Linked DNA regions of Homo sapiens: region 1 is linked to region 2. A link is a loop called in an ENCODE intact Hi-C map of the cell type or tissue named here. Cell type or tissue: endothelial cell of umbilical vein. All regions are shown on one strand. Links, peaks and the distances in the headings refer to the core of each region. The heading gives the core; the rest is flanking DNA. Region 1 overlaps ATP9A (ATPase phospholipid transporting 9A (putative)). Region 2 holds the start of ATP9A (ATPase phospholipid transporting 9A (putative)).

Evidence for each region. Hi-C counts contacts between places; a loop is a spot of excess contacts. Peaks named below come from ENCODE experiments on the same cell type or tissue, not always from the same donor. Only the 100,000 strongest peaks of a DNase experiment are listed, where the experiment ranks them.
Region 1: it touches region 2 in a loop (3-fold over the local background); 7 of 110 quality-filtered maps call a loop at or near these places.

The regions. Positions count from the first base shown.
Region 1 is chr20:51,643,838-51,658,982 of GRCh38, reverse strand. ATP9A (ATPase phospholipid transporting 9A (putative)) reads left to right here. Exons shown (of 28, transcript NM_006045.3): 14 at 1,833-2,045. Among named protein-coding and RNA genes, the nearest start is that of NFATC2, 110 kb to the right of the region's middle. In endothelial cell of umbilical vein, for the core only: no CTCF peak of the experiment used is centred there; DNase peaks (open chromatin) are centred at 6,642 and 8,012; H3K27ac peaks cover 2,240 bases.
Region 2 is chr20:51,757,395-51,772,174 of GRCh38, reverse strand. ATP9A (ATPase phospholipid transporting 9A (putative)) reads left to right here and starts at 3,785. Exons shown (of 28, transcript NM_006045.3): 1 at 3,785-3,873. The coding sequence starts at 3,806. RefSeq lists an enhancer at 9,249-9,933. In endothelial cell of umbilical vein, for the core only: a CTCF peak has its summit at 4,485; no DNase peak of the experiment used is centred there; H3K4me3 peaks cover 1,901 bases; H3K27ac peaks cover 623 bases.

The sequences.
Region 1 (15,145 bases), core at 4,125-12,124, 120 kb after region 2:
GGCATGAGGGACAGCTGGAGATGCAGGCAGGTGTTGATCAGATGCGAGGGCATTTGGCTTGTGTTCAACAATGAGCCTTCCCCCCCCCCCCCCCGCCAGTGGTCTTAATTTTCATTATATTCTAAAGCAGTAGAACCCTTTCTTCAAAGGAAGCCTAGGTGGGGGTCGGGCACGGTGGCTCACACCTGTAATCCCGGCACTTTGGGAGGCCGAGGCAGGCGGATCGCTTGAGGTCAGGAGTTCGAGACCAGCCTGGCCAACATGGTGAAACCCCATCTCTACTAAAAATACAAGAATTAGCAGGGCTTGGTGGCGGGCGCCTGTAATGCCAGCTACTCGGGAGGCTGAGGCAGGAGAATCACTTGAACCCAGGAGGCGGAGATTGCAGTGAGCTGAGATCATGCCACTGCACTCCAGCCTGGGTGACAGAGTGAGACTCATGTCTCAAAAAAAAAAAAAAAAAAAAGGAAGCATAGGTGGCACCCGATGTGTGACAGAGGAACGGAGCTGCAGGCTGCATCTCCCATCCTGCTGCAGTTGGTGGTGCTGAGCGGGTTTCTCAGGATTCCTGGGGCTCAGTGTGGAGCATGGATTGAAAACCACCTCTAGTTCACTCCTCTCCTGCCTCAGCCTCCCGAGTAGCTGGGATTACAGTGCCACCACACCCAGCTAATTTTTGTATTTTTGTAGAGACAGGGTTTTACCATGTTCGGCAGGCTGGTCTTGAACTCCTGACCTCAAGTGATCCACCCGCCTTGGCCTCCCAAAGTGCTGGTATTACAGGCGTGAGCCACCGTGCCCGGCCACTCCTCTCGTTGACAGGAAACAGCCTCAGAGGACAGACACCACTTGCTGCAGGTGTCCTAGCTGCTTGCCACCCATCCAAGAATAAGGCTTAGCTTTGGTTACCCTTCAGTGCTCTTTTTACCATGTTGCTCAAAACCATTTTTCCAAGACTTAACCCATTCCTGGCCTTTCAGGGGCTGAGCTGTGTTGCCAGTTGGAAAGGAAGGGATGGAGAAGGCCAGTTGTATGCCATGGAGCTGCCTCTCAGGCAAGAGCTGGGGTCTAAAGTCAGCCTGCAAGGCAAAACTTGAGCACAGTTACCATTACACCCGAAAGTCTAGCTTCAGTGGGGAGCCAGGTGCCGTTTTGCAGTGAGTCCCATCCGGCCAAGGTTTCCTCTGGCTGTTCCTGACGCCTTGCTGGACTGCCCTGGATTGCTTGTTGCTGATGGTTGTTACTTGCATACGGTACCAGATGAGGTTGTTGCCTTCTGTTGTAAACCAAGAAGATTGTGAGCTTAAACAGTGGTTCTAAGCCGAGGGTGATTTTGGCCTCTATTGGACATTTGGTGACATATCTTGTCACAACTAGGGGAGTGCTGCTGGCGTCCAGCGCATCTGGTGGCTGGAGGACAGGGATGCTGCTGAACACCCTATATAATGTCCCCCAACATAGGAGTACCCAAGTGGGGAAGCCCTGCTCTGAACTACCGGGATCCCTTTCAGTGCAGTGGGGTCCTCATTCTGTCAAAAGCCCCCGACACCACCCCAGGGAGGATAGATTCACTCAATCTGCAGGTAGAATCGTTCTCGTTCATTAAATTGTATTTTTTTTCCTCTGTCTCTTTTTCTTTTTTTTTTGCCGAGCATAAATGACAAACCCTGAAAATTGCATGTCATTTATTTGCAGCATCATTGTAGATATATCTAAGGGTTCTGTGTGTTGGAACAGTAGAAAAAAGAAACAATAGCTGCACGGCTGTTCTTCCACTCTCCAAATCATTCCTGCCTCTGGTCATCTTCCTTGTTCATTTCTCCTTCCTGTAGCAATCCCAGGACCCACCGGCTCAGAAGGGCCCAACGCTCACCACTAAGGTCCGGCGGACCATGAGCAGCCGCGTGCACGAAGCCGTGAAGGCCATCGCGCTCTGCCACAACGTGACTCCCGTGTATGAGTCCAACGGTGTGACTGATCAGGCTGAGGCCGAGAAGCAGTACGAAGACTCCTGCCGCGTATACCAGGCATCCAGCCCCGATGAGGTAAACCTGGGCAGGTGCAGCAAGGCATGGGGAGGCCCTGCTTGTTTTCTCTGTGCTGGAATTAGGCGTTTTCTAAGGAAGCAATGTGTCAGGGCAGACAGGAGCCAGGATGATGCAGGGCTGCTGGGAAACACATTTTCAAATACAAGAAAGAAACGCCTTTCCTCTAAAAAGAATAGCCTTGGACTTGAGGTATAGTCTGAATTAGGAAAGTTAGAGATTTTGTTTTGTAACTCAAAAGGCCAGCATAACAGGGCACAAGGTCCCATTTAAACCACATACTTTAAAAAAGATGTAAATAATTAAGATCTTAATTAAGATAAACTCCACATTCCATACAGTCTACCTATTTAAAGTATGACTTTTTTATTTTATTTTTTTCCCCGAGATACAGTCTCACTCTTTTGCCCAGGCTGGAGTGCAGTGGCGTGATCTCGGCTCACTACAACCACCCACTCTGGGGTTCGAGCGATTCTCCTGCCTCAGCCTCCTGAATAGCTGGGATTACAGGCACCCACCACCATGCCCGGCTAATTTTTTGTATTTTTAGTAGAGATGGGGTTTCACCATGTTGGCCAAGCTGGTCTTGAACTCCTGACCTCAGGTGATCCACTGGCCTTGGCCTCCCACAGTGTTGGGATTACAGGCGTGAGTCACTGCGTTGGTGAGTATGGCTTCTTAATATAGTTAGTATATTTTGGGATTTTTTTTTTTTTTTGCAACCATCATCACAATCAAATTAGGATATTTTTATCACCCCAAAGGAAATTCTATACCCACTTTCCTGCTGTACTCCCTTGTCTTCCTCATTCCTCCAGCCCTAAAGCACCCACTAATCTACTTTCTACCTCTATAGATTTGCCTATGACAGACACTCCAAACATCTGGAACCATACAATAGGTGGCCTTTTGTGATTGGCCTGTTTTACTTAGTGTGATGTTTTCAAGATTCATCCATGCATATTCACTCATCAATGCTTCATTCCTTTTTATCACTGAATAATAATCTGTTTATGGATATATTACATTTTATTTATCCATTCATCAATTAATGCACATTTGGATTTTTTTTTTTGTCTATATAGATAATGCTGCTATGGACAATTGTGTACAAGTATTTGAGTGGGTGTAGATTTCTGTTTCTCTTGGGTATATACCTAGGAGTGGGTTGGCAATGTCATATGGTGACTCTATAGTTAACCTTTTGAGGAGCTGTCTGTCTGTTTTCCAAAAGTGGCTGCGCTATTTTACGTATCTACCAGCAACGTATGACAGTTTCCGTTTCTCCACATCTCGGTCAATCCTTGTTACTGTCAGTTGTTTGGATTCTGGACGTTCTAGTCAGTGTGGAGCGGTATCTCATTGTGGTTTTGATTTGTATTTTCCGGATGGCCCCTGATGTTGAGCGTCTTTTCGTATGCTTATTGGCCATTTGTTTATCTTCTTTGGAAAAATGTCTATCCATATCCTTTATCCATTTTCACTTTGTCTGTTTTTCTTTTTGTTGTTGAGGTGTTGTTTGTTTGTTTTTGTTTTGCTCTGTCACTCAGGTTGGAGTGCAGTGGCACGATCTTCCCGGCTCCATCTCCCAGAGTGCTGGGATTTTAGGTGTGAGCCACAGCGCCCGGCCACCTTTCAATATCTTTTAATTTACTTTTTAAAACGTGAATTTTCCTATTGATATAGTTTGTATCCTCCTTTTTTCACTTACTATTTTATCATTTCTGTTTTCTAATCATCTTGAATATTATTGAAAGCATTCTTTAAGAATTGCTACCTATGCATATACCCTAATATCCTAACTATTCTCATAATTGGAACTTCTCATACTGTAGGAACTTAGGTTATTCCTAATTTTTAGCAATGATATTTATAAGTATTTTGCAATGAACATCCTTACACCTTATAATTCTAGAAGTGGCGTGATTGGGTTTATGAATTCAAGAGATACTTTTGAGTAGACTAACACTGTGATATTAGTGCTAACAAGACAGCCCCAGGCCCCTAGGGAGGAGGCTTGTGTGACACAGTATAGTGTGTGACTTACTCCCGGGATCCAGCTCCACACTTGGGCAGTTACTTATGCTTGCTGTGCCTCCAGATCTGTGCCATGGAACCCCCACAGTGGGGCTGTTGTGAAGCCCCAAGTAGGCAGTCAGTATATCTTGTGGGTCAAATTGAATGAGTATTTTATTTTTAGAGATGGGGTCTTGCTATGTTGCCCAGGCTGGAGTAGTGCAGCGGCTCTTGATAGGTGCAATCATGGCTCACTGCAGCCCTGAACTCGTGGGTATGAGCCATCCTCCCACCTCAGCCTCCTGAGTAGTCAGGACTACAGGCGTGTGCCACCATGCCCGGCTTTAAATGAGCATAAGGCTCATGGTAACTATGGCCAGAGTGCTTCCCAGAATTTTTTTTTTTTTTTAAACATTTAACTCTTGTACCAACATTGGGAGGAATCCCAATTTTTTTTTTAACCCATTTTAGGAAGAATGGGGCTCCTAAAGTTCTGGACCAATTTGCAAGTATCAGTGAGCCTGCGGTTCCTGGCGGTTGGGGGATGGCACAATGAACATCTTTCCCAAAGTTCACAAATGGAAGAACGCTTGAGTGTCATCTTCTGTGTCCTGGTGCTTCTTTCTCCCTTTTTTGGGCAGTGGAATTTGTCACCTGGGAGACTCCTCCTTCCAGCCTGCAGGGTGTTTGTGGAATAGCTCAAGCTATAAAACCCAGTTCATCCGTGACTGTTGACATTTGAACCAGGCTTTTTAGGAGTGAAAAATGTTGTACACCCCTGGCTACCTTCTGAGATGGGAATTGTGTGCAGAAAGAGAGAGGGGGAGGGAGGGTAGGTTTGGGTGATTGTCCTGATCTACTTGGACTTGTGCCATAGTAAGTGACAATTTCAGGTTTATCATCATTTCTTCTTTCTGTGGCTTGGCAGGTTTAGTCTGTTTTTCCCTTTGGGAATGATACTGTGGAATAGCGATGTCAGAGAGGGCCATATTTTTGGTAGCTATGGACTTGGAACCAGTAACCTGTGGGTATTTGATGGAATTCAAATTTATTTTATTTTATTTGAGCTCCTGACCTCAAGTGATCCTTCAGCCTCCCATAGTGCTGGGACTACAGGCGTGAGCCACCGTGCCAGGCCTTTTTTTTTTGCTCTGTCGCCCAGGCTGGAGTGCAGTGGTATGATCTCGGCTCACTGCAACCTCCACCTTCCGGGTTCAAGCGATTCTCATGCCTCAGCTTCCCAAGTAGTTGGGATTACAGAAGTGCGCCACCATGCCTGGCAAATTTTTGTATTTTTAGTAGAGACAGGGTTTTCCCCATGTTAGCCAGGCTGGTCTCAAACTCCTGAGCTTAAGTGATCTCTCTGCCTCAGCCTCCTAAAGTGCTGGGGTTACAGGCGTAACCACCGCACCCAGCGGAATTCAAATTTGAGCAAGCTCCAGATGCTGATGATCTGAGAAGCAAGTCCTGCCTGAGGCCCCTGATGCTCCTGTTGGCATCTCTGGAGGCTTTAATGCCCGTTGCCCACTCCTCTGCTCCCACTGGACTTTGGTGTATTTGTTTTAGGGCTGTGCAAAGATTTTTCCATGAGGATAAATCTTTCATGGAATGCTTTGCACTTCTCGGCCGCTTTTTCTCAAAGTGAATGGTACTTTATCTCTTCTGTGGATGAATTGCACTTGAAATCAGATTTGTCTTGTTTTTCTAAGATTCTGAATCATGATTGAGAAAAAAAAAAAGAACTACTTTCCTTTGGCCTTTGGTGTCTTCAGAGGCCAGTGTTACCTTTTTGCTGTGGTTGTTTTTTTTTTTGAGACGGAGTCTTGCTCTGTCACCCAGGCTGGAGTGCAGTGGCGTGATCTCGGCTCACTGCAAGCTCTGCCTCCCGGGTTCACAACATTCTTCTGCCTCAGTCTCCCCAGCAGCTGGGACTACAGGCACACGCTGCCACGCCCGGCTATTTTTTTTTGTATTTTTAGTAGAGATGGGGTTTCACCGTGTTAGCCAGGTTGGTCTCGATCTCCTGACCTCGTGATCCGCCCGCCTTGGCCTCCCAAAGTGTTGGGATTACAGGCGTGAGCCACTGCGACTGGCCTTGCTGTGGTTTTTTTTTTACAACTTTTATTATTTTGTATTGCACAGTTATTTTATGTCTATAGTAGAACACATGAATGCATTGATCAGAAAAGTAAAAAGTAGCCCATAATCTTACTAAAGGTATAGTCATTGTTAATGTCTTCCTGATCAGCCTTCTAAAAACTACTTCAGAGGCCGCCTACTGCCAAATACAAATAGGTTTATATAAATGCCTCATGAGGCTCAGAGGAGGCTAAATCTAGTTAAGGTGAAATCTTTCAGAAAGCCGTACTGTTTCCAAGTCCCTGTAGGATTCTGCATAGACTTGGCTGGCTCTAGAATCGTGCCTTTGAAATTCAATATCAATAAAACATTGCTAGCCTAGGCAAGGTCAGTTTATGGAACATGTGTAGAAACCAGTATGCATTTTACTTGGGAGCTGCTGGAGTAATTTCTACCAGTTGGCGTAGGATTCATTTCCTGTAACAGAAAGCAGGATTTCCTAAATTTGTTTCCTGTGCACATTCCAGTTGGGGAACCTTGAAGTGTCTTTATTCAGCTATCGATTACAGCCTGGGGGCGCTGGGCCCTCCCTGCCACCGTACAGTAAGTCACGGAGGAAATGAAATAGATACAGTCGGACCCGGAGGAGCGGAGCACTGCTCAGATGCTGGAGCGAGCAGGCCTCAGCCCTGACAGCATCCCACCATTTCCAGGATGTTCCACAGTGTCGAGAGTGGGTGGTGGGGAGTGGCAGTGGGGGCCTTGGTGATAATGCAACTTTCCAAGCCTTTGTTTCTTGGTTTGAGCCAGGAGGTGCTGTCCTGTAAGCAGCTAGGATCAGCTCTGTCCATGGCTCATTCACTTGTCTTTTCCATGAATTTTTCATATTTAAAAAACTTTTTTTCTTTTTTTGGCCAGGCGCTTTTGAGACAGAGTCTTGCTCTGTCGCCCAGTGGTGTGATCTTGGCTCACTGCAATCTCCGCCTCCCGGGTTCAAACCATTCTTCTGCCTCAGCCTCCTGAGTAGCTGGGACTACAGGTGCCCACCACCATGCCTGGTTAATTTTTATATTTTTAGTAGAGACAGGGTTTCACCATGCTGGCCAGGCTGGTCTCAAACTCCTAACCTCAAATGATCCACTCACCTCAGCCTCCCAAAGTGCTAGGATTACAAGCGTGAGCCACCACTCCTGGCCAAAAAAGGTTTTAAAATCACAAGTACTAATGTCTTCACTACAGAAAAGGGAGAAATTGTAGAATCAAAAAGAAGATAAAAAATAACCTGTGATTCTTGCCACCTGGCGATAACTACTACTGTTTATGTTCTGGTATAGATTTTCTCAGACTCCTTCTAAATGTATGCATATTTAAATATACATATATATTTATTTTATTTTATGTGTATTTATATAATATATGATATGCATATTTATAATATGTAAATATTTACATATTATAAATATGTAAAGAAATATATATAATGTAAATATATATTATATAATATATTATGTAAATATATATTATATAATATATTATGTAAATATATATTATATAATATATTATGTAAATATATATTATATAATATATTATGTAAATATATATTATGTAAATAATAATTTAAATATTGACATAATATATAAATATATAAAATAATATTTACTTTGTGTGTGTGTGTGTATATATATATATGGAGAGAGAGAGAGAGGACCAGTACAGAATCATGCTGTAGTACATATAATTAAACAGGAAGGAGGGTGAATTAAGTAACTTCCTTTAGAAAGTCATATGGCTTTCCGAGATTGCACCACTGCACTCGAGCCTGGGCAACAGAGCGAGACTGTCTCAAAAAAAAAATTTAAAAAAAAGAAAGTCATATGACTTTCACATTTCTGTAGGACTTACGCTTGTGTTCAGGTATACGTGTGTGTGTGTGTGTGTGTATGTGTGATGTATTTTCCTGTGTGCCATGTTAGTATGTGTGTGCACATGGATGCACATGTGTGTGTATGAATGAAAGCTGCTTGCTGTATTTCACTGGGTCTTGAATAGCTGAATAATTCCAGAGCAATGAATCAGCAGTTCTAGGTAACATGCAGAGTGTCTCCATGGCTAGCACATGCTCATGGCACAGAGTGAGAAGCCTGTTGCTCTCCTTCCCTGACTTCCATTCTCCCAGGCTTCTTCCTCTGCGACACCCGCTGTTATTAATATCTGAGTATACTTGCAGAGATAATTCTTTGCATGTATTAGAATTACCCTCACGCTTCATTAAAATATATATATATTTTTTATTTTTTATTTTTTTTTTTGAGACGGAGTCTCACTCTGTCACCCAGGCTGGAGTGCAGTGGCACCATCTCGGCTCACTGCAACCTCCGTCTCCTGGGTTCAAGTGATTCTCCTGCCTCGGCCTCCCGAGCAGCTGGGACTACAGGTGCACGCCATCACGCCCAGCTAATTTTTGTATTTTTAGTAGAGACGGGGTTTCACCATATTGGCCAGGCTGGTCTCAAATTCCTGACCTTGTGACTCACCCACCTTGGCCTCCCAAAGTGCTGAGAGTACAGGCGTGAGCCACCACACCCAGCCTATTAAAGTATTTTTTAAAATTTAAAAGCACAACTGTAAATTATAGATGCAGCTTTACACTTTGCTTTTAGTAGCTCAGTTTTTACAAATGTGCCAGGACATGGAATATCATTGCACTGTGACCTCAGCGAGGGCTGAGTTTTACTGAAACATCTGCCGTGGGTTCCTGTAGCCTCCCAGTGGCATAAATGCATGTCTGTATTTCAAGACCCTGTCTACTCACTTTCATGGAAGGTGAGGGCATCACATTGGCCTTCCCTGCTTCTGCAGTGCAATTGCTGGCCATGTTTAACTTGTAACTTTCAATTCAATCAGCTGTGTGATTTTTTTTTTTTTTTTTTGAGACGGATTCTCGCTCTGCTGCCCAGGCTGGAGTGCGGTGGTACGATCTTGGCTCACTTCAACCTCCGCCTCCCAGGTACAAGCAATTCTCTTGCCTCACCTCCCAAGTAGCTGGGACTACAGGCATCTACCACCACGCCCGGCTAATTTTGAATTTTTAGTAGAGACAGGGTTTCACCATGTTGGCCAGGCTGGTCTCGAGCTCCTGACCTCAAGTGATCTGCCCGCCTTGGCCTCCCACAGTGCTGGGATTACAGGCGTGAACTACTGCACCCGGCCTAGCTGTGCGATTTTAAGCAAATCATTGCTGCACCTCAGCCTCCTCAAAGGTAAAGAGGGACTAGGGCCATTGACTTCACAGGTCCTTGCTAAAGATGAGGTAGTAATGGTGATAACAGTGGTACTGACGGCAGTGAGAAATGATCACCTATTGAATACCTGCTCTGTGCCAGGCCCTGGGCTATGAGCCCCTCTTATGATAGAGTCACAATGATTGTGCCCATTTTGTAGATGAAGTGTAAGTTGGCTAAGGAAAGTTCCCATGGTCGCATAGCTGGCACGATTAAAACCAGACAGCCCATGCCTAGAGTCTGGACTATGCAACCCACAATACCACTTTCCTCCCCAGGGGATGATGGCTTGAAAGTGCTTTGTAAACTCCTGAAGTGCTCCAGAGAGTGAAGATGCCTGTGTGTGGGAGACTCAGGGCTGATACTGGATGAAGTACCACAGTCTCTGGCTATTTTTAGCCAAACAGGGTGCCCTGTTTGGAGGTAATGTTCAGACACTCTGCATCTTCCAAGTGCAGTGGAATTTTTATTTTTTATTTTTATTCTTTGGTCCCTTCCCTCTTTTCTCATCTGGGGAAGCTTCCGAGCTTGGTGAAAATAAGCCTTTTTCTGCCAGACCCTGGCAGCCTACCTTCTGAGTATCTTGCCTTTACCACCCACCTCATTAGGATTCATCCCTTAGAAAGGAAAATTAAAATGAGCATGTTTCACTTAGCAACTTCCAGTTCCACCTATGTTGCTGCAAGTCACAGAATTTCTTTCTTTTTTAATGTGTTTTGCTTATTTTTTTGAGGTAGGATCTTGCTGTATTGCCCAGGCTGGAATACAGTGGTGCAGTCTTGGCTCACTGCAGCCTTGACCTCCTGGCCTCAAGCAGTCCTCCCGCCTCAGCCTTCCAAGTAGCTGGGATGAGAGGCGCACACCACCACACCTGGATAATTTTTGTATTTTATTGTAGCAATGGGGGTCTTGCTATGTTGACCAGGCCAATCTCAAACTCCAAACTCAAGCAACTGTCCTGCCTCAGCCTCCCAGAGTGCTGGAATTACAGGCGTAAGCACTGCATTGGGCCAATAAGAGGTTTTTTAATGGCTATACAATATTCTTCTGCGTACGTACACCACAGAGTATTTGTTCTATCTCCCAAGCTTACCACTTAGGAGGTTTCCCCCTTTTGGCTATCATAAATCATGCCACGATGCATTGCCTTCCACCTTCTCTCTGCACATCTTTGACCATGTGTGTAAAAGGTCCCGTTTGTCTCCTTTTGCCTCGTCTTAATCTTGTTGCTGAACGTGAGTGTAAAACCTGCTGGAGAGCTCAAGTACATGGTGCCGGGGAGGGCAGGCAATCTCGCGGTCCTTCTGCGGCTACGAGGTTGGTTGGTTTGTTTTTTTATGAGCACATTCTTGGTGAACCATAAGATGTATGCAGTTCCCCTCCATGCCTGGGTATAGCCTGAGCCTCAGCCTCAGGTCCAGACAATGACAGCATTCAGATGTGTGCATGAATGAGCTCGGAGTGTGAAGCAGAAAGATTTAGGAGGGTGTTGGAGTTTTACCACCACGTTGCCATGACCTTGGACCCAAGGGGTAAGGTCAAAGAACAGAGGTTAGGAACTATAGGGGAATTCTTCCATCAGTATTATTGATTAACCACCGAAGTGGGGTCTCAAAACAGGATTGTGGTTGTTCAGAAGAAGACAGCGGGGGCTGTTTGAGCAGGGCTGGACAGTGTTTTACAGACACTGTAGGAAACTGTCAGATGTGCCTCCCTTGGTGTTAGCTTATCCATGGGCCATAGAGGCAAAAGCTCTGTCCCATGTGATATTAGTGTTGGCTCAGAATAGAGTTAATATATAGTCATTTCTTTTTTTTTTCTTTTTCTTTTTTGAGACAGAGTCTCGCTCTGCTACCCAGGCTGGAGTGCAAAGGTGCAATCTTGGCTCACTGCAACCTCCGCCTCCTGGGTTCCAGCTATTCTCCTGCCTTAGCCTCCTGGGTAGCTGGGACTATAGGCATATGCCACCATGCCTGGCTAATTTTGTATTTTTAGTTTATTTGTTTGTTTTGAGATGAAGTCTTGCTCTGTTGCTCAGGCTGGAGTACAGTGCCACAATCTCAGCTCACTGCAACCTCCGCCTCCCGGGTTTAAGGGATTCTCCTGCCTCAGCCTCCCGAGTAGCTGGGATTACAGGTGTGTGCCACCACGCCTGGCTAATTTTTTTGTATTTTTAGTAGAGACAGGGTTTCACCATGTTGGCTAGGCTGGTCTTGAACTCCTTACCTCAAGTGATCCACCATCCTTGGCCCCACAAAGTGCTGGGATTACAGGCATGAGCCACCGTGCCCGGTCTATAAATAGTCATTTCTTAATGATCACATTTTAGGAAGATGATGCTGTTCTTTCTTCTTAAGTATTTATTTTTATCAGTCAAGTGATAGGAAGTTCAATTTCAAGTACAAGACATTTGGATCAAGAAGTGACTATTATTTATTTATTTGAGATGGAGTCTTGCTCTGTTGCCCAAGCTGGAGTGCAGTGGTGTGATCTCAGCTCACTGCAACTTCCTCCTCCTGGGTTCAAGCAATTCCGCTGCCTCAGCCTCCCGAGTAGCTGGAATTACAGGCACCCACCGGCCCAGTGAATTTTTTGCACTTTTTTTTAGTAGAGATGGGTTTTCACTATGTTGGCCAGGCTGGTCTTGAGGCTCCATACCTCAGGTGATCCGCCCACTTCAGCCTCCCAAGGTGTTGGGATTACAGGCGTGAGCCACTGCGCCTGGCAAGAAGTGACCTTTTATGCCACTGTCTCTTCCGCTGATTCCTAGCAGGCTGTGTTTTGTTTGTTTCATGCTATGTTAAAAAAAAAAATTGAAGCAGTATTTAAAAATCACTTGATTTTATGTCAAAATTAGTTTTTCTCAAGAAAGATCAGGTCTGGAAATAGTAGGCCCAACTTCTACCTGGCAGTGGTTGGCCAAGCTGGGCAGCTGCTGCCTCAGTTTTCTTCTGACCCCCACATGGCCCTGCCCTATGCCTGTCTGCTTCTCTCCCAACGCCTGTCGGCATTTGAACCTGCAACCACTGCCTGGTGCATTTGAATGTATTTTCGTATTGAGTGAAGAAAACCGTGTGTCTGTGGATAGATTTATAATTTTGAAAGGCTGGATTAGGGCTGACCGGTGACTCTTTGTGAGCTTAAGTATTTATCTTATTGAATGCCACCAAATAACCCCTTTTATCAGATGTCACATTCCCGCCTCGTATCATACGTGCTCTGATGATTGGTATGTATCCTGCTTTTGACAAGAATTCAAGGCTACTGAGCGTGATCTGGCTTATTTCCCAAGCACAGCATCCCAGGTACAAAGAGAAAACTTTAAAAACTTGTCACAAGTGGTTTATTGCTGGCCAAGAAATGATGAAAAAGCCCTTTCACGGATGGTTTCTGGCCTGAGTCCCTCACATGGGCATTTGAGGCAGGGAAAGGTGTGGGCTCTGCCCCTTTGGTTTCTTGTCACCCAAAGGAGAAAACACAACAGACTCCTGAGACAGGATCCCCTCCCCGCCCTTTCTACCTTTCCAGCATTTTATCCAGCTCGCGTCTAATGTATCTGTTCATTCATCCACCTTAACGAGGTTGTGTTTTCTGCTGCTGGCCTGACCTGCAGTTATTGAGACCCTAACTCAGGCTGTTAACAGCAGTGAGATGCAAGCCCCTGAAATCCTCTATCTTGTGTGTTACGGGGTGATTTCTTTGAACAGAAGCCAGAATGTTAAGTAACCTTGTTGTATATCACTTTGTTTTGGGAGGGAATGCAGTTATCTCAGCTCACTCCCCAGATGTTTGTCTGGCCCACAATCGAGAGGTGTTAGTGAGTACCCCACTTCTAAACTGGTCCTCCCTGAGTAGGACTCTGGGGGATGTTATGTGTCCTGTTAGAAAGTAGCTTTAAATTAACACTGACTTAAGCTAAAATGGAGGAGAGTGGAAGGGGAGAAGGAAAGACTTCCTGCAGGGCTCAGATCCTGTTGGAATCAGCTCCCAAAGAGACTGAGAACGTTCTTGTTTTTTTTTTGTTTGTTTGTTTTTGTTTGTTTGTTTGTTTGTTTTGAGACGGAGTCTCACTCTGTCGCCCAGGCGCGATCTTGGCTCACTGCAAACTCCACCTCCCGGGTTCACGCCATTCTCCTGCCTCAGCCTCCCGAGTAGCTGGGATTATAGGTGCCTGCCACCACGCTCTGCTAATTTTTGTATCTTTAGTAGAGACAGGGTTTCACCATGTTGGCCAGGCTGGTCTCAAACTCCTGACCTCAGGTGATCTGCCTGCCTTGGCTTCCCAAAGTGCTGGGATTACAGGTGTGAGCCACCTCGCCAGATCCTGCAGAGGTTTTGATTAGGATGGTGGATCCCAGGGGTGGGGAAGGGCTACAGATATAGCTGTCGTAGGCTCCTAAGCTCCACTGAGAGGCTTGCTCTAGAAGAAAGCAAGGCTAAAAGATGTTTACATACAGCTGTAATTGATCTTTCCTCAAAAGCGTTTGTCATTTCTGATCATTTCAGGTTATAGTTATTCAACGTTTCCACTAACATGAACCTGTGGGGTCTGTAGCTGGGCATGCTGGGCTGGCCGATTCTGCTGCCCAGCCCTGGAAGCCACTTCTGGTTCTGGAGTTACAGATTCTTTCTCGATTAAAGTTAAAAGCAGGCTTTTGGGGAATTAGTGTATCTCCTGGAAGCCCAGTATCACAGACTTTTCACATATTTTCAGGGCAATTAACAGGCAAAGTAATAGCTACTTGAGAATAGGAATAAAAAAATCATTTCCATAAGTGTTTGAAAGTACCTGAAGAATAATTTTTTTTTTTACTTTATTACTTAATAGGTATATAAGGAAGGATATAAATTTAGTCAGGGTTTTTTAGCTTGTACATAACTAGGTATTTGTAATATTTGAATTGTATTGGGATGTTTATTTAATTAAAGTTAAACGTAAAAGAAATGCGTATACACGTTTGAAACATTTCGGTGGTATAGAAAGCTAGAAGTGGCCGGGCGCCATGGCCCATGCCTGTAATTCCAGCACTTTGGGAGGCCGAGGTGGGCAGATCATGAGGTCAGGAGATCGAGACCATCCTGACTAACATGGTGAAACCCATCTCTACTAAAAATACAAAAAAAAAAAAAATTAGCCGGGTGTGGTGGCGGGCACCAGCTACTTGGGAGGCTGAGGCAGGAGAATGGCATGAACCCAGGAGGTGGAGTTTGCAGTGAGCCGAGATCGCGCCACTGCACTCCAACCTGGGCAAAAGAGTGAGACTCCGTCTCAAAAAAAAAAAAAAAAAAAAAAAGCTAGAAGTAAAAGCTAGAAGTAATTCTCTCCATGTGTATCACTCTATAAACATTTCTACACTGCACCCAAGCTTTTTTACATAGACAGATGGGATAATTTTTTTTCTTGTTTTTATTTATTTATTTATTTTTGAGGCAGAGTCTTGTTCTGTTGCTCAGGCTGAAGTGCAATGGCGCCATCCCAGCTCACTGCAACCTCTGCCTCTGGGGTTCACGCGATTCTCCTGCCTTAGACTCCCGAGTAGCTGGGATTACAGGCACCCGCCATCATGCCTGGCTAGTTTTTGTATTTTTGTAGAGATGGGGTTTCGCTATGTTGACCTGACTGGTCTTGAACTCCTGACCTCAGGTGATCCTCCTGCCTCGGCCTCCCAAAGTGCTGGGATTACAGACATGAGCTACTGCACCTGGCTGGTATGATTTTATATA
Region 2 (14,780 bases), core at 1-8,000:
TAAAATAAAAACGGCCATGCGCAGTGGCTCATGCCTGTAATCCCAGTACTTAGGGAGGCGAGGCAGGTGGATCACCTGAGGTCAGGAGTTTGAGACCAGCCTGGCTAACATGGTGAAACCTCTTCTCTACTAAAAATATAAAAATTAGCCGGTCATGTTGGTGTGTGCCTGTAGCCCCAGCTACTCAGGAGGCTGAGGCGGGAGAATCGCTTGAACCTGGGAGGCGGAGGTTGCAGTGAGCTGAGATCATGCCACTGCAATCCAGCCTGGGCAGCAGAGTGAGACTCTGTCTCAAAAAATAATAAGAATAAAAACAAAAAGGAGTTTTTTTAAATGTATTTTCTCCTCTGATTATGAAAGCGTACTAAAGAAAATTTGGAAAGTAAAGGCCGGTTGCAGTGGCTCACGCCTGTAATCCCAGCACTTTGGGAGGCCGAGGCAGGTGGATCAGGAGGTCAGGAGATCGAGACCATCCTGGCTAACATGGTGAAACCCTGTCTTTGCTAAAAATACAAAAATTAGCTGGGCATGGTGATGGGCGCCTGTAGTCCCAGCTACTGGGGAGGCTGAGGCAGGAAAATGGCGTGAACCCGGGAGGCGGAGCCTGCAGTGAGCTGAGATTGTGCCACTGCACTCCAGCCTGGGCGACAGAGTGAGACTCCATCTCAAAAATAAAAATAAATAAATAAAGAAAGAAAATTTGGAAAGTAAAAAGGCAAAAACAAAACAAAACAAAACAAAAAACCACCTACAATTTCCCCCTCTCTTTCCATATGAGAGTGTTAGTACCTTTGAGGGTTAATAGTGGGCTCTTTCATCTTTTAAAAACTTATTTAAAGAAAAAATTATTGCAAAAGCAACACGTTTTGCTAGAGAAAAAGTAGAGAGTATTGACAAAACAAAAGCAATGAAATATTTAAGATCCACCTGGATGTACCGCAAAATGTTAATAAGGGAAACTGTCCCCATGACTGGGGACATGGATATAGGATGGGGACATATGAAACTCTCTGTGCTAATTGCTTATGTTTTCTATAAATGGAAAACTACTAAAACAAAAAATCCTGCTAATTAAATTGTATTTTAAAAACCCACCTGGAATCTTTCAGGGATGAGCATTGATAATGCTGTTGTGTTCATTCTTGAATTAGGGAAAACTATGAATATTCATATCATAGAAGTAGGACTTTTAATAGCTAACCTTTTCTTTCTTTTTTTTTTTTTTTTGAAACAGAGTCTCGCACTGTTGCCTGGGCTAGAGTGCAATGGCATGATCTCGGCTCACTGCAACCTCCGCCTCCCGGGTTCAAGCAATTCTCCTGCCTTAACCTCCTGAGTAGCTGAGATTACCAGTGCCTGCCACCATGCGTGGCTAAGTTTTTGTATTTTTAGTAGAGACAGGATTTCACTATGTTGGCCAGGCTGGTCTCGAACTCCTGACCCGTGATCTGCCCGCATTGGCCTCCCAAAGTGCTGGGATTACAGGCGTGAGCCACTGCGCCCGGCCGTGCCCGGGTGATTTTAATATATTTTTGTATTTTTGTTTTTTAGTAGAGATGGGGTTTCACCATGTTGGCCAGGCTGATCTCGAATGCCTGACCTCAAGTGATCCGCCCACCTCGGCCTCCCAAAGTGTCAGGATTAGAGGTGTGAGCCACCGCGCCCGGCCTCCTTGGTCTTCTCTTGTACCCTGTGTAGTAGTGGGGTTGAGAAGAGGGTGTGGAGTTTGAAAGGGGGATGTCTAGCAAAGCAGATGGGAGATGGTGGGACCCACACTGATGCCATAATTGGTGTGTCAGGGTGTTTATCCTTCTTCCATGCAAGAAGCCTTTATTGAGTGCCAACTTGTGCCATGCTATGTACGAAGCATCATTTTAGATGTAGAAGAGACAGCAGGAAGCAAAGCACACCAGGCCTGTTGGCTGGAGAATGCTATTTCCTCTCCAAATGTGCAATGCAGCAATTACTAATGACATGCTTCTTTTCTTGAGGAACTTCTCTGGTGCATGAGATAAGTCACACTTCTTGGTTTGAGATCCACCTCAGACACTGGGATATTTGGTGGCTCCATCCTGTGTGACAGCAAACACAAAAGGCATCCACTTGCTGGCAGTTAGCACTAACTTAAAAAAACAAACAAATAAAACAAAATAAAAGGGCCAAGCGCAGTGGCCCGTGGGAGCAGGGAAAGGCTTCTGGTGAGAGTTGGAAAGGTGGACTGGGCCGGATGCTCTTCCTTCATCCCAATTAAATCTCTATGGCATTTAGCAAATGCCAAGGAAGAGCCCAGCACTTTGGGAGGCCGAGGTGGACAGATCACATGAGGCCAGGAGTTCAAGACCAGTCTGGCCAACATGGTGAAACCCCATCTCTACTAAAACTACAAAAATTAGCCAGGCACATGTATAACCCCAGCTACCCGGGTAGCTGAGGCAGGAGAATTGCTTCAACCTGGGAGGCAGAGATTGCAGTGAGCTGAGATTTTGCCACTGCACTCCAGCCTGGGCGACAGAGGGAGATTCTGTTTCAAAAAGAAAAAAAAGAAACGGCGTCCAACATGATCAGTCATTAGATGTAACTATGTAAAAGTCAGCTTTAGATTAGTTTATATGGTATTATTACAATTTCAGGCTCTTTAGTTACATATTGATTTTTAAACTCCCTCACTTTGTTCCTTCCCTCTGTTTTTTTTTTCCTGCTCTCATAACTTTATCAGGCCTTTGAAAAGTTCATGGGTCCCAGACACTGTGTGGGAGGGTGTGGAAGTGAGTGTGGATGTGGGCTGCGGTGGAGATAGGTGTGTGTGTGAGACCGTGAATCACAGTGACAGGTAATGCAGGGTGACTGTCTGAGGCCTGAGAGTGGGGCCCATGTGCAAGCCCAAGAAAGTGGCTGGTGTGAGAATGAGGGTGTTCAGACTATTGAAGGGTGTTTGGATGAAAGAGGCAGGTGCGTGTGTGTCATGGTGAGTTCCCAGAATCCAGATAGAGAATGAGGGTGAGGATGGTGAAGGTCAGAGGGTGAAGGAGTCTGATAAGCTGAGGGTCCCTGTGTGACTGTGATTTCTGCAGGCACATGGGTGTGAGGCTTGAGAAACTGGGTGCATGGATGATGGTGACCAACAGGAGGGTGAGAGTGTTATGTGTGTGTGCAGGACTCACATGTGATTGTGAATGTTAGATGTTGCAGGCAGTGAGCAGTGGCAGGTGTGTGTGTAGGGCCTGGGCGTGAATATGCACGTTGGTGCAAGAGTGAGTGAGAATGACTGACTGATGGGGTGAGCGTGGCCGGGTGCCCGTGTGATTGTGCATGTCAGATATTGGTGGGGATGAGTGTCACAGCGCGCGTGTATAGGGCTGGGATGTGATTGTGAATGTGGGATTTTGCGGGGGGTGCGGTGGCAGGGTGCGCGCACGGCGGGCGTGGGCGGGGGGCGCGTGGCCGGGTGGGCGCGCGTGGGGGGCGCGGGCGCGGGCCGGGGGCGGGGACACTGCAGCGGTCGCGGCGGCGCGGACACGGCCCGGCCGCCCCCCGTGGCAGGCGCGGCGCGGCGCGGAGCGAGCGGGCGCAGCGCGGAGCTCGGGCCCATGGTGCGCCCGTGTCCGTCGGTCGGGCCGCGCGGGCGCTCCGCGCGTGGCCCGGCGCTCGCGAGCTCGCCCCCTCGCTGCGGGCCCGGCCCGCCCGCTGCCGCCGCCTCCTCCCCCGGGGCGGCGCGGCGCCGGCGGGCGGCGGCGCGGAGGCCGGACCGGGCGGCGGCCCAGGCGGCGCGGGGGGCGCGGCGGCCAAGGCGGGCGGCGCCGCCGACATGACGGACAACATCCCGCTGCAGCCGGTGCGCCAGAAGAAGCGGATGGACAGCAGGCCCCGCGCCGGGTGAGTGGGCCTGGGCCCGTGTTTTCCTTTGTCCGCGCCTCCCGGAGCCCGGCGCTCGGGCCAGCCTGGCCGGGCCTGACAGGTTGGCCGCGCGCCGCGCCCGGCGCCATGAGCCTGGGGCAGGGCTGGGGAGGCGGGGAGGTGGGGAGGGGGTCCCTGCGCTTCAGCCCCGGGCGGCACCTAGCCTGATGCCGGCCCTTTGGGGTTCGAGCGCCCGGTTGCCTGGGCCTCCTTGCCCACCTTCCTTTAGAAACCCCGAGAAGCCGGGCCCGCCCCAGTGCTGTTTACACACTCGCGGAATTCGGATCAGCCGTGCTTTCTCACCGTTTTATTGTTCCGTAATTAATATCTGTCCGTAATTAATATCTGAGGTAACAATTTGGTCAGTGTCACACCGAGCTCTGCGCTTGGAGCATTACTCGGGAGCCCAGATATGCTCAGCTTTTAGGGGGGCGCGGCCTACGCCTCGGGGTACCCCATCAGCGCCCCTGGGTCCCAGCCCCAGGAGGCTGCGCCGAGACCACCTGCGCTCCGGTGGCCCCTTCCCCCTCCGCCCGGGGTGGACCCGAACCAGCAGTCGCAGGAGGGTGGGAGGGTCTCCTACTGGCCGCTTGGTGACACTACCCCTTGTGTTCTCCCCCCACAATTTCGGGGAAGGAATCCCACGGCTGGGACAGGGGCTGCCACCTGCTGTGCCCTTCCCGCAGTAGGAGACCCCGAGGGCAGCTTAGGCGCGGAACAGGCAAGGGTTTTTCTGCATTTGGGAAGAGGGGACGGGTTGGTATTTTGCGCCTCGCCGTCTTCCTGTTCGGAGGATGGCAGCGTGACGCGTTGAGGTTTGCGGGGCTCTCGTATCGCCTGCCATAGACTTACCTGGGCGTGAGGGGCGGGGGTGGGAAGGACGGGGGTGGGCGCTGGTGCAAATGCAGATTTCCCGGCCCCCGCCTAGACCCGCCAATCAGAGTTCTGGGGGGCGGGGCCTGGAGATGTGCAGCTCCACAGGCCGCGCAGGTGAGGCTGGAGCCCGCGGGAGGCTGAGCGCGGTGTTGGGCGGGGCCTGCGGCCGCTCTGCTCCGCCCTTCCTCGGGCGTCTGGTCCTCTCTGGGCATTTCCCGGTGGCGGCCGCTTATTGCAGCGTCAGTTGCTCGGAACAGGAGACGCGGCGGGTGGAGTGAACCATAAGGGTGGCTTCACCAGGTGTCAGTGGAATTAAAAAAAAAAAAAAAAAGAATGGTGCTGGCGGCCATTTTGTGGGGTCTTTGTCCCTGGCTTCCTGAATCCTCCGAAGAAGAGGCCTCACTGATATTACCCAGAGGAGGAAACTGGAGGTTACGGAGGTTAAGGGCTATAGGGAAGACTGCAAAATGGAGATTGAACTCCGGATTGTCTGACCCAAAGATAGTTCCCTCACTCCTCCCTTCTCTGTTTTGCGTTTATTATTATTAGTATTATTATTATTATTGAGACGGAGTCTCCCTCTGTTGCCCACGCTGGAGTGCTGTGGCGAGATCTCGGCTCACTGCAACCTCCGCCTCCCGGGTTCAAGCAATTCTCTGCCTCAACCTCCCGAGTAGCTGGGATTACAGGCGCCCGACACCACGCCTGACTAGTTTTTGTATTTTTAGTAGAGACGGGGGTTTCACCATCTTGGCCAGGCTTGTCTTGAACTCCTGACCTCGTGATCCACCCACCTCGGCCTTCCAAAGTGCTGGGATTACAGGCGTGAGTCACCGCGCCCGGCCTCCTTCGTTTTAATGATGACAATTGACTTGAACACTATGCCTGGAACAGTGCCTGGTACATCGTACATCCTCCGTAAATACTGTGATGAATTAATATGATCAGTGGAGTCTAAAATCCAGTGGTTATTAATTTGTGCCATGAGCAATTATGAGACGCCTACTATGTGCAGGAGCCACTCCAGCTGATGGGGATGCAAGGATGAATTAAAGAAGACCTGCCCAACAGGTGTGGGTGTCCTGACCCTGGCTGTTCATTGCAATCACCAGGGAAACTTAACTAGCCTTTTCTGATTCATTCTAGACCTTTGAAATAAGAATTTAGGGTGGGACCTGGGTTTCTATCTATATATTTTAATAAGCTCCCCTGATGATTTTAACATGCAGTCAGAGTTGAGAACTTTTGAGTCAGTACATGAAAGAAAAATGCAAATATTGTTCAAAAGTGATCATTAGCGTGATAGAAACATGAGCCGTTCATATGGAGAGCCAGAGGGAGTGGTGCAGATAATTTTATTTAAAAGTAAGTTTTCTAGGTTGCGTTGGAATGGAGCATCACAGCCCCTTTAGAATTTACCAGCTTTGGAACTAATCTTTCTTTTTTTTTGAGACGATGTAGTTTCACTCTTGTTGCCTGGAGTGCAATGCCTTGGTCTTGGCCCACTGCAACCTCTGCCTCCTGGGTTCAAGCGATTCTTCTGCCTCAGCTTCCCAAGTAGCTGGGATTACAGGTGCCCACTACCACTCCCGGCTAATCTTTGTATTTTTAGTAGAGAGAGTTGTTTCACCATGTTGGCCAGGCTGGTCTTGAACTCCTGACCTCAGGTGATCCACCTGCCTTGGCCTCCGAAAGTGCTGGGATTACAGACGTGAGCCACCGTGCTTGGCCTGGAACTAATCTAATTCTGTTTTTTTTTTTTGAGATGTAGCTTCACTCTTGTTGCCAAGGCTGGCACGATCTCGGCTCACTGCAACGTCCGCATTCCAGGTTCAAGCGATTCTCCTTGAATCAGCCTCCTGAGTAGCTGGGATTACAGGCATGCACCATGCCCGGCAAATTTTGTATTTTTAGTACAGATGGGGTTTCTCCATGTTGGTCAGGCTGGTCTCGAACTCCTTACCTCAGGTGATCCACCCACCTTGGCCTCCCAAAGTGCTGTGATTACAGATGTGAGCCACTGTGTCTGGCCAATCTATTTCTTAAACAGTGACATGGATTTGGATTCAAATTGTGTATCAGGGTTGCTGTGCATTTGCGTAAATGCTCTTGTATATAATCTGCATTTTCAGGAGTAGCAACATCAAGGTGGAATCCTGAAGTTTAGAAACTCTTGAGAAGCACAGAGAGATGGAGGAGCTTCCTGAAATAGAACTAGGGGCTGGGGGATGGCAGCGTGAGGGCTAAAGTGGGTGGGTGGTTAAAGGAAGAAAAAAGTAATATGTAATGGGTCAGGCTGTCTGCTGGACACTTGAGATAAATAGGGCTGTTTTAATCCTTACAACAACCATGTGAGTTTTTGGAGTTAATTCTCCCATTTTAGGGGCCAGATGTGGTGGTTCAAGCCTGTAATCCCAGCACTTTGGGAGGCCAAGGTGGGCGGATCACTCGAGGTCAGGAGTTCGAGACCAGCCTGGCCAACATGGTGAAACCCTGTCTCTACTAAAAATACAAAAATTAGCCGGGTGTGGTGGTGGTGCCTGTAATTCCAGCTACTGGGGAGGCTGAGGCAGGAGAATTGCTTGAACCCAGGATGTGGAGGTTGCGGTGAGTCAGGATTGTACCACTGCACTCCAGCCTGGGTGAAGAAGCAAGACTCCATCTCAAAAAAAAAAATTCTCCCATTTTATTGACAGGGAAACAAAGATTCACTGATATTAATGTGTTCGTGGTCTTGGAGGTTGTGAGAGGAGGCAGTTTTGAACCGGATCCACCCATTTCACCTAATGGTTCTAGGCAATAAAGCTGTGGAATGGTTGGAAGATTTGTGGTTAAAAAAACCAAAAACGATGCCACATGTCATAGGGGACAGAATGCAGTTATTTCTGGGGTCACTCAGCGAATGTTGCGAAGACGTGCAGCTTATTTTTGGAGGAATCTCCTGGCTTCAAAGTTCTTTTCTCTCTTGAGAAAGTTACCACATCCTGATGTTGAGAAAACTTTTGAAATGGTGTAGTTAGGAAACAAGGCATTTCACCTCCATTGCTGGAAACCATTTTATGACATCATGCCCTTTGCTTATGGCTGAATGGAGCTCCTCTTGTGGTGAAATGGCAGGGATTATTTGTTAGGAGCCAGGACGCAGGAGTCCATTGAGGAGCTGGGTTCACACCCAGGCTCTGCTGCTTACTAGCTGTGTGATCTTGGGAAAATAACTTTACCTCTCTGAGTCTCAGTTGTTTCATCTGTAAAATGGGAATATCAATAATTATGTATCTCATAGTTTTTTAGTCCATGTAAAGTTTAGGAGAATAAGTGCTCAGTATGCCTTAGGTGTTTACTAGGGCTAATGGTAATCCTTAGGTGTTTGCATGAGGTTTACCGTTGGGGTCTACAGTGTGCTTCTTTGAGAGGAGGGGCCTTTTATGAGAAATTTAGAAATATGAATTTCACTGCTTTTTCCTGATCAAATTTAGGAAAATGAATAACTATGTAGAGCATTCTGTCCAGGTATGTCGAGGCCCTGGTGTGATGTTGTGGCAAGGATGGGAGCTTAGGTACCAGGTGGCCCAAGACTTTGCCTCATTGTAACAATCTACGTTTTGTGGGTGGCCACACTGGATGAGGATGCTTTGATGCTTGATATATTTGGATTTGGGGGACTAGGAAGTTTTGAATATGAATCAGATTGAGAAAGAAGAACTGAATAGATATGTTGTCTACCACAATGTTTTAAACAGCTTTATTGAAGTATAATTTATATAGCATACATCTATTGAAAGTATGTAAACTGGCCAGGTGCGGTGGCTCATTCCTGTAATCCCAGCACTTTGGGAGGCCAAGGTGGGCGGATCAGGAGGTCAGGAGATCCAGACCATCCTGGCTAACACAAGTGAAACCCCATCTCTACTAAAAATACAAAAAATTAGCTGGGTGTGGTGGCGGGCACTTGTAGTCCCAGCTACTCAGGAGGCTGAGGCAGGAGAATGGCGTGAACCCAGGAGGCAGAGCTGGCAGTGAGCCGAGATCGCGCCACTGCACTGTAGCCTGGGCGACACAGCGAGACTCCATCTCAAAAAAAAAAAAAAAAGTATGTAAACCATTGATTAAAAAAAAACCAGGTGTATGGAGTTATGCAACCATCACTCCGGCATGGGTTTTGAATGTTTCCATCACCTCCGAAAGTCTCCTCCAGCCCATCTGCAATTCATCCCTGCCCTTGCCCCAGTCCCAGGCAACCAGTGATCCGCTTTCTGATTCCATAGGTTTGCCCTTTCTGGAAATTGTCTATCAATGGAATCACACCACGTGTTGCCTTTTGTGTCTGGCTGCTTTAATTTAGCATGAAGTTTTTGAAGTTTCTTTTTATTGTGTAATAGAATTTCAGTTGGGCTTGGTGGCTCACACCTGTAATCCCAGCACTTTGGGAGGCCCAGGCAGGAGGATTGCTTGAGCCCTGGAGTTCAAGAGCAGCCTGGGCAACATAGTGAAACCCTGTCTCTACAAAAAATAAATAATAATAATAAAAAAAGCCAGGCATGGTGGCTTGAGCCTGTGGTCCTTGCTACTTGGGAGGCTGAGGTAGGAGGAGTGCTTGAGCCCAGGAAGCGTAGGTGGCGGTAAACCCTGATCATACCGCTGCACTCCAGCCTCGGCAACAGAGTGAGACCCTGTCTCAAAAAAAAAAAAAAAAAAAAAAGCCATTTGTGGATATATCACCTTAAATCTTTTTGTTTGTTTGTTTTTAGACAGGGTCTCGCTCTTGTCACCCAGGCTGGAGTGCAGTGGCATGATCTCTACTCACTGCAACCTCCACCTCCCGGGTTCAAGCGATTCTCATGCATCGGCCTCCTGCGTAGCTGGGATTACAGGCTCCCGCCGCCACGCCCAGCTAATTTTTTTTTTTTTTTTGAGACAGAGTCTTGCTCTGTCACTAGGCTGGAGTGCAGTGGTGTGATCTTGGCTCACTGCAACCTCTGCCTCCCGGTTCAAGCAGTTCTCCTGCCCCAGCCTCCGGAGTAGCTGGGACTACAGGCGCATGCCACCACGCCCAGCTAATTGTATTTTTAGTAGAGATGGGGTTTCACCGTGTTGACCGAGATGGTCTCGATCTCTTGACCTCATGATCCGCTCACCTTGGCCTCCCTAAGTGCTGGGATTACAGGCGTGAGCCACCATGCCTGGCCTAATTTTTGTATTTTTGGTAGAGACGGGGCTTCACCGTATTGGCCAAGCTGGCCTTGAACTCCTGACCTCAAGTTATCTGCCCACCTTGGCCTCCCAAAATGCTGAGATTACAGGTGTGAGCCACTGACCCTGGCCCGGCCCAGTGTTATCACAGGGTCCTTAAAAGCGAAAGACAGGCAGGAGAGTGAGTGTCAGCATAAGAGAAAGATTGGGAGAGGCTGCACTGCTGGCTTGAAGAGGGAAGAAGGGGCCATGAGCCAAGGAATGCGGGGGACTCTAGAAGTTGGAAGAGTTAAGGAAACGGACTCGGTTGGAGCCTCCAGAAGGAACACGGCTCTGCTGACACCTTCCTTGATTTTAGTCCCATGAGGCCCATTTTGGACTTCGGACCTAACTGTAGGGTAATAAACTTGCATTGTTTTAAGCCACTCAAGTTGTGCTAATTTTTTTTTTTTTTTGAGGCGGAGTCTCGCTCTGTCGCCCAGGCTGGAGTGCAGTGGCGCAACCTTGGCTCACTGCAAGCTCCGCCTTCCGGGTTCGCGCCATTCTCCTGTCTCAGCCTCCCGAGTAGCTGGGACTACAGGCGCCTGTCACCACGCTCGGCTAATTTTTTGTATTTTATTAGAGACGGGGTTTCACCGTGTTAGCCAGGATGGTCTGGATCTCCTGACCTCGTGATCTGCCCGCCTTGGCCTCCCAAAGTGCTGGGATTACAGCCGTGAGCCACGGCGCCCGGCCAAAGTTGTGCTAATTTGTTACAACAATGAGGAGAAGCTGTCACACACCGATGTGTGCTGCAGACCCTGGGAACGGATTGTCGTGCTCCTCTTTCCATCCCACAAAGGGGACTGGAATCTAGACAGGAAGCCCGCCACCTGGGTGGAGGCATCAGAGGCATTTCAGAGGTCCTACATTTTGCCTGAGAGCATAGAGCTTATGTCAGCATGTTTATGTGACTCATTATCTGACGGTGGAGGAAAAAGATGAATATTTATTTAGGACCTGCAGTGTTTTGGCTCTGAACTCATGTTTCCTCTTTCATGCTGCACAATGGCCCTTTGATGTTGGTAATTTTTTTTATTCTTGCTTTACTGATAAGGAAACAAAAATGCCCTTTCTCTTTGATGTGATGGAGGTGGTGTTAGGTAGGACTCTCATTACTCTCAGGACTTACATTCTTGTTTTTTATTTTGAGACGGAGTCTCACTCTCACTCAGGCTGGAGTGCAGTGGCGCAGTCTCGGCTCACTGCAACCTCTGCCTCCTGGGTTTAAGCAATTCTCTGCTTCAGCCTCCCAAGTAGCTGGGACTACTACAGGCCTGCGCCACCACCACGCCCAGCTAATTTTTGTATTTTTAGTAGAGACAGGGTTTCACCATGTTGACCAGGATGGTCTTGATCTCTTGACTTTGTGATCCGCCTGCCTCGGCCTCCCAAAGTGTTGCGATTACAGGCGTGAGCCACTGCACCTGGCATTTTTTTTTTTTTTTTTGAGACGGAGTCTTGCTCTGTCGCCCAGGCTGGAGTGCAGTGGCGTGATCTTGGCTCACTGCAACCTCCACCTCCCAGTTCAAGTGATTCTCCTGCCTCAGCCTCCCAAGTAGCTGGGATTACACATGCCTACCAGTATGCCCGGCTAATTTTTGTAGTTTTAGTAGAGACGGGGTTTCGCCATGTTGGCCAGGCTAGTCTCGAACTCCTGACCTCAGGTGATCCGCCTGCCTTGGCCTCCCAAAGTGCTGGGATTACAGATGTGAGCCACCGTGCCCTGCCCAGTACTTACATTCTTTATTTCAGTCGTTGTGAGCACTGAATTTTCGAATATGGAACCATTGCTCTTAGGGGAAATATGGGGTTAGGTTCCTGAGAGGCTCTGGTCACATTATTTTTGTTGACTGATCAATGAAGAACCTCGTTTTAGGTGTGTTTCTGTTTTTTAAAAACCGCATATTTAATGTACGTTATGGATTCATTAACATCGAACTCACAGGCAACAACTCTGTAACTCACGCCTGGAGGCAGCTTATCTGACACGTGTATTTTTTCCACGTGGCACATCCCAGCCTTCCTGTGCTTAGAGATACTAGTTCTTCTGCACTGTGCTGAGGGGCCATTTTAAACTGCAAAACCATCAGGGAAAAGCACAAAAATGCACAAATCGTGGCAGTAAGAGACCACAAAAATGACTCCTATTTGTAGTGTGAGAGCTGCAATGAGAAGCCTTGTGTCACCTCAGCTGGGAATGTGTGTGTCTGGGGGCGGGGCAGGGAGGAGCAACTCACCATTTTGGCTACACTGCACGCATCCATTAGTGACTGTGAAGGGGCTGCAGCTGTTGATTTGGGATTACAAGTTTGAGGGATTTGGTGAATTTGCAAATACAGAAATTATAAATTATGAGGATCAATTGTATATAGTGGGGTGGGTGTGTGTTTCAATGTCCTTCCTTTGACAAAGTGGAGATAGTATTAGATATGTGGCATGTAGGGGTGTGTGTACATCTTATTTTATTTTTTAATTTTATTTATTATTATTATTATTTTTGTGACAGAATCTTGCTCTTGTCGCCCAGGATGGAGTGTAGTGGTGCGATCTCGGCTCACTGCAACCTCTGCCTCTGAGGTTCAAGCGATTCTCTTGCCTCAGCCTCCTGAGTACATGGGATTACAGGCACCCGCCACCACGCCTAGCTAATTTTTGTGGTTTTAGTAGAGACAGAGTTTTGCCCTGTTGGCCATGCTGGTTTCGAACTCCTGACCTCAGGTGATCCACCCACCTCGGCCTCCCAAAGTGCTGGGATCACAGGCATGAGCCACCGCACCCGGCCGTGTGTGTACATTTTAACATCCTTTCTTTGATGTGGTGGAGGGAGTATTAGATACCAAGCATATAGGGGTATGTTTTGAGGGAGGGGATTGTGCTGGTGGGTGAAACCCAGAGACACCCCCCTCCTCAGCCACCGACCTTCCCCTCTCTGGGCTGGAGGAGAGAGTTGCACCAACAGCTCTTTGCCCCCCTGGGATGAGAACAGTGGAGCTTGGCAGCGGCCCATGGGGCTGTGCTCTCTGTCCTCTGCCAGCGCCCAGCTGCACTTGCGCCATCCCCTTCAGTTACAGAGGTCCTCCCTTGCTCTGCCTTGTGCTGACCAAAACCAGACTAGCTGCTCTCTGCCCACGTGGAGACCAGAAGATGTGTTGTTGCAAACCCACAGAGGGACTCTGAAGGATGGAGTGTGGACATGGGTGCCGTGCCTGCCGGGCTTCCTTGCAGACGGGCTCTTTCTTTTCTTTTTTGAGACAGAGTCTCCTTCTGTTGCCCAGGCTGGAGTGCAGTGGTATGATCTCGGCTCACTGGAACCTCCGCCTCCCGAGTTCAAGCGATTCTCCTTCCTCAGCCTCCTGAGTAGCTGGGATTACAGGTGCAGGCCACCATGGCTGGCTAATTTTTGTATTTTTAGTAGAGACGGGGTTTCACCATGTTCTGCAGGCTGGTCTCGAACTCTTGACCTCATGATCCGCCCGCCTTGGCCTTCCAAAGTGCTGGGATTACAAGCATAAGCCACTGCGCCCAGCCCAAAAGGGCTCTTTCTACCTACTGTACAGCTGGCTGGCGAGAGGAGGTCCCTGTAGTCCAGTCCGCAAGGAGATGGGGGCACCCTTTGACCTTGACCTCTGTCTTGCATGCAATAAGTTGGAAAAAGGAGGCAAGGCATGGAACCGGCCATCTTTGGACTTTTGTCCCTTACTTCTCAGAACAGAATGTTCTTTTAGTGTCTTTACCCAGATGGAAATGTTGAAAGTCAGTGATAAGGGCTGGCTGTATTTTATGACTGCCTTTGAAGGGGTGGAGGGGTTGGGACGTGTCTTCAGGGTCACTCATGAAGGTGGTGATTTTGGTTTAATTTGGAAAGAAAAAGACTAATTATAACATTTTTATTGATGACATTTAGAATGATTCTGATTTTAACAACTAGTATCTGTTTTCTCTAATTTGTGAGTTTGAAAGATTAATATATGTATGAAAGGTTAGCAATTATTTTTATGAGCCCTTCTGTTTGTACCAAATGATACTTGCTTTCTTGTGTCATGGCAGGAAGTTTCCTTTTAGAATTTAAATAAAAGGCAGTCAATTTAAAGAAAACCATGAAGTCTATAAAAGTTCCTGAGATTTGTAAATACCCCAAGTCATGCCTGACATTTAGGAATTAGTGGCCCATGCTGAAATGGCGCAGTCTAAACACATAATGTTACTGCTACAAGGGGAAAGAAATAGGATAGTTGGTTGTGCTTATACATTTAAAACCTTTTTTTTTTTTTGAGACGTACTCTCATTCTATTGCTCAGGCTGGAGTACAGTGGGTGCGATCTCACTGCAACCTCAGCCTCCTGGGTTCAAACAATCCTACCGCTGCAGCCTCCCCAGTAGCTGGGATTACAAACATGCACCACCATACCTGGCTAATTTTTGTATTTTTTTATAGAGATGGGGTTTCTCCATGTTGCTCAGGCTGGTTTCAAACTCTTGAGCTAAAGCAGTCCGCCAACCTCTGCCTGTCAAAGTGCTGGGACTACAGGCAGCAGCCACTGTGCCTGGCCCTGCTTTTATTTTTGTCTAAACAGAATTTGCAGAAACTCTGGGGGAAGACAGTTGGAAGAGGCCCTGTGCGAGCAGGGAAAGGCTTCTGGTGAGAATTGGAAAGGTGGACTGGGCCGGATGCTCTTCCTTCGCCCCAATTAAATCTCTGTGGCATTTAGCAAATGCCAAGGAAAAGCCTGTTGGCGGCGGTCCCCAAGGAAGAATCAGTTTGTAGTGTCAACAGTGCC